Regions from separate parts of the Homo sapiens genome. Here region 2 is linked to region 1. Evidence: read pairs that join two places in POLR2A ChIA-PET (ENCODE). Cell type or tissue: GM12878. All regions are shown on one strand.

Region 1 (2,500 bases):
TTTATTTAATTTGACAATTTTAATATTGCAAATACAAAAATAAGGCACACTAACAATATTGTTTCAAAACTGGAACCTTAAGCACTCAAAGGCAAAGCTGTTTTCTTGGTTTTTATAGACTAAAAAAACAAAGCTTTATAATCTACAACTCAATAATGCTTCCCAAGAAATCCACGATTAGAAAACTGTCATTAAGATAATAGAAGGAGTTGTAGTTTCCAACTCAAAAACTAAAAAGGTTACTAATCCTTCTGAAGAGTTATAAATTCTCTGGAATAATTATTACAGGTCTTTATAAATAATCAAGTGAATTAATTCTCCTGACACTGGAGGTTTTTGCTTTCTATTAAATCTATGAAGAAACCAATTACAGATGTCTTTACTCTCTTTCAATAGACATTCCTTATGATTTTACTGTTTGCATCTTTATTTAAAACCACTGACAAATTCTCAACCTTTATCAAATACAGATAAAAGAATATTTTTATTTTTAAAAGATTATTGGTTATTTCAAAAAGATTCCTGGCAGGGTAACAAGCATTTAAACGTTCTCAAAGTCAAACAATACAAGCCTGCATCCATTTCATGACAGCTACTGTATTTCTTCAGTTTTTAGTATCTTTATTTTAAAAACTAAATAGCCATCATCTTAAATTCCTTACCTGTGCTGCCCAGATATTATCAAGATCCTGTAAGGTCAGAGCTTTTTCTTTGATGACAAAACGAAGAATCTTCTCTAACTTTTCTACATACTGTGGCTGATGAAGACTATCTCGCAACACTATGGATAAGATATTGTTCTGCTGTATCCATTCCTAAATGTTAATTCAAAAACGTGTTTGAAAGCAGAAATTAAAACAATTTTTTCTTAATTGCTCACACTATTATTAAATAATATAAGGAAATTCAAAACACATTTACAAAATATAATACTGGTAAAATATACTTATGTGTTGCTTTAATGGAAAATTATGAAATTTTATAACAATTTTGCACATACAGAAATGCTCCCATAAATAATACTGAAATTAAGAAGATTCTACACTCCAGCATTTACTCAGAAAAATATTATTTAAGTACACAATCACCATGGTAGGGTGAGTACAGGACCAATTTTAGGATCTTTGGATTCTTTATCCCAATTTTGCCACAGAATTATGTTTTGACCTTGGGTAAAAAGGCTCTCTATTTTTTACTTTTATTTATTAACAATTATCATGTGCTAGGCACTATTATTGCTTATCCATTATCTCTTTAATTTTCCAAACAATCCTAGTAAGAGATACATTATTCTATTACAAAATGTAAACAGGCTCACAGATGCTAGAATTGGAATATGAATCAAGTCATATGCTTCCACAGTCTGTTTTTCTGTAACACTGTGCTAGCTTGCTCAACTAGCATTCATTTAATCTATAGCAACAGAATAAAGTGCTAACTCATGATACAAACAGGGAGTAATCCACACTATATGATTTTGCAGTATTTAGCTGAGAATAAAAAGTAGTTAGGCCCAAAATGTGCTAGAGAAGTACATGTCTCAGCTGATAATGAGCCAGTTTTTAATGTCTAATCTGTTGCAGATATTTGTTTTTATGTTATTCTACATATATACACATATGTTTTTAATATGGAGACAGGGTCTCGCTTTGTTGCCCAGGCTGGTCTTAAACTCCTGGCCTCAAGCAATCTCTCCTCGGCCTCCCAAAGTGCTGGGATTACATGCGTGAGCCACTGCAGAGCCACAGATAATTTTGTAAAACACAATAAAAATGTCGCAATGTCAAACTGCAATGAAAGTTTCTAAACACTTAATGCCATTCTCTGTCCTATCTAGGACTGGTTCAAGAACCAGCACCAGTCTTCAGAGCACACTTTGAATAGCTCTGTGCTGGACTTTCCATGAGGCAGATACGTACATCATATGTATGAAACCAGATGTCTACCACCTGACCCCCTAACACAGGGCAATATCTAAGCAGTCTCCACATGCATTTTAACATACTCTAATCACTAACTCCCCTATTAAGTGAGGGCTCCTTGAGGGCAAGGACAGTTCTCCTACAGATGTTTCCCCAGGACTGTTACACATATACATTCAAAAAATATTGGCACTGTAACTTAAATGGCATACTTACTCATTTCAAAACAATATAATACAAAATAGCTATGGTACATAAAGTTTCATAAAATTTCAATGTCAAAATAAGGGCTTTCAAAATAAAATTCTCAAAATCGTGATAAAACAATTTGTATAGATCTTATTCTAGTAATTTTATTTCCTGTTTTAAAACGTTTAACTGTAAATGGTCAAATGAACAATAGGCCACTTTATAAGGTACTAGATACTACCCAATCCATTTTCTAGATCAACTCTACCTACTCCATTTCAACCAACTTCCCACTCTCCAACAAACTAATAATTACTTCAAAACGCCACATTCATCACTAAGTTTATCAAAGATGTTTTAAAGCTACCCATATCACTACCAAATAATAA
Region 2 (2,500 bases), 52 kb after region 1:
AGGCTTCGCCACTCCCTTTTTCCTTTCCACCCAATTCACAGGCTCTGTAGAAGATGGGATCTAATATGCACGATCACCAGCTCAAACTCATCCCAAGGAAAACAATTCCTTTGATTATGGTTGACTAACATGGTGTTCAAAGCTCACATGATTAATAAGAATAAACTGTAGGGTGCCATAAAATGAAGATGAATCAATTCTGTACAAGAGGTTGGAGGTACTGCAAGTTAAATACTGCCCCAGATTTTCCCATTCAGGTAATCAAATGGTTATTATAAACAGTATTATTCTAGGTGCTCTGTAATATACAAAGGTAAAGGACAGAATCCCTGACCTTATTATCCATTACCAGGGAGACAGTTTAATGTTAATTTTATGAGTGACTACAGAGAATTTAATAATTAATGTGATTTGACACATATAGATATAGCTTCATAAAGAAGGTAGTCTATGGCATGCTATCTTGGTCAAGTTACTTCACCTTTCACCTCTTTGAGCCATTTTTTTCATCTGAAAAATGAAGGGTCTGACTAGAAAGAATTGAGATCTCTTCCAGGATTTCTCATTGTAATGAGATTAGTAAGAAAAGTGACTCCCAGAAGTAAAAAGATTTAGCAAAAAATAAGTAAAATAGCAAGAATGTGATAAACTATATTCATCCAACAGTTACTAAATGTCTATATGCCAGGCACTTTCTAGGTGCTAAGGATATTATCACTGACTTAGAATGAAAGCCACTAACCTTAAAGATAGAATTGTGAGGACAAAATTAATCAAAACACCTAAACAAAGTAAATTAAATAGAAAAACACACTGTATAGAGATAATAGAGCATCAATACAGCAAAGGAATGGCAGGAGTAAGGGGTGACACCAGAGTATGTAATTTCTGGTCAAAAATTAACAGCATCAGAAGTACAGCTATTCCTAAAGCCAGTATGCCAAGAATTCCAAAAGAACCTATTTCTACTATACTTGACATTTGGGCTCACTGGAGAAAACTGGAGTTCAGAATGAAATTCTATTTAGTGACAAAAAAAATTCAATTGGCATATACCATAACAAAGTTTTTTTAAATAACAACTTAATCCAATCTCTCCTACGAGGTACATAAAAGAATGCCAGAAAACTAGCACTAAAGACTTTAGAGATCAGCTAGTCCAGCCCACCTCACTTCATATGTTAGCTTCTAGACAACAGTAATCTCTAGAACAGTGCCTAGCACACAGCAGATGCCCCAGAAGTATTTGTTGAACGGATTAAAAAGGAAACAAATGTCTTAACAGATATTAATGTTTATAGTAGAGCTGGAACCGTAACACCGAGAAGGTGCTAAGTGACAATAAATTTGATATATATGTGCACATATACTGTATATAATACATGTGAGTGTGGAATCCCTGTCTCTTCTAGTGTTTGAGCTTTTCACTACATGTTTGTGTTTCAGTCTGGAATTTTTGACTGTGTGACTAACAAAACGAAACTCAAACAAGAGTACTGCTGCCTAATGGTGGAACACATGACATGCAAAGGGTCTCAATTCTCCCCTTTCCCTAAAAGGGACTGCAAAAAAAAACCTCTGGTTACACATCAGACTCACCTATAGAGCAAATATATATTTTGAAAAAGCTCCACAGATGATTGATACACAGAGGTGGTAGAAAATCCTTGTTAGGCAGTGATTGAGAATAAAATTGAAAATCCATTTGCTGCCAAATATAAGATATGTGTGTATACACACGTTGAAGACACCAAGATTTAGCATGAGTATCTTTGAAGAATAAATTTTAGGTAAGCGATCTCATCCTAACAATATACTTTTTCACAAGTTATTCTTTAAAAGTATATTACAATGGTCATCACTTTATAATCCACAATAAATTATAAATTCAATGCCCAATATAGGTAAGTGTTAGAAGTTTTAAGTCTTTTTCCTTATTACATCAACTTTTTTCATGATCCTTATAGTCTCATTTTCTATAATTTAACAAAAAGATCTTTGGGGAATCTTGTGTCACACTAAGAATGCTCATAGGGCCGGGCCCAGTCGCTCATGCCGGGAATCCTAACACTTCGGGAGGCCCAGGTAGGCAGACAGCTTGAGCCCAGCAGTTCAAGACCAGCTTAGGCAACAAGGCAAAACCCATCTCTATAAAAGAGAAAAAAAATACAAATAGCCAGGCATGGGAGCACCTGTAGTCCCGGCTACTCAGGAGACTAAGGGGAGAGGATCACCTGAGCCCAGGAGAGGTGGAGGCTGCAGTGAACCGTGACCACTCCAGCCTCAGTGACAGAGTGAGAATCTGTCTCAAAAAAAAAAAAAAAAAAAAAAAAAAAACCCTCATAGATCCTAAACTCCTATAGGCTTCCCTGCTGCCATGCCCCCACCATGCAGAATTTGGTCCAATGGACCAAGGGGATTAAGAGACAGAAACTCCAAATAAATGTCTGTTATTGTTATTTCATTCGTTCCATAAAACAATTATACATCAATCCCAAAA

Evidence for each region. Peaks named below come from ENCODE experiments on the same cell type or tissue, not always from the same donor. Only the 100,000 strongest peaks of a DNase experiment are listed, where the experiment ranks them.
Region 2: POLR2A ChIA-PET joins it to region 1 with 5 read pairs; 8 of 35 experiments call an interaction of 5 or more read pairs at or near these places.

What each region holds. Positions count from the first base shown.
Region 1 is chrX:41,141,606-41,144,105 of GRCh38, reverse strand. USP9X (ubiquitin specific peptidase 9 X-linked) reads right to left here. Exons shown (of 45, transcript NM_001039591.3): 10 at 663-815. Among named protein-coding and RNA genes, the nearest start is that of USP9X, 57 kb to the right of the region's middle. In GM12878, no CTCF peak of the experiment used is centred here; no DNase peak of the experiment used is centred here.
Region 2 is chrX:41,089,741-41,092,240 of GRCh38, reverse strand. The region is part of intron 1 of USP9X (ubiquitin specific peptidase 9 X-linked); the gene reads right to left. Among named protein-coding and RNA genes, the nearest start is that of USP9X, 5.5 kb to the right of the region's middle. In GM12878, no CTCF peak of the experiment used is centred here; no DNase peak of the experiment used is centred here; H3K4me3 peaks cover 1,235 bases; H3K27ac peaks cover 327 bases.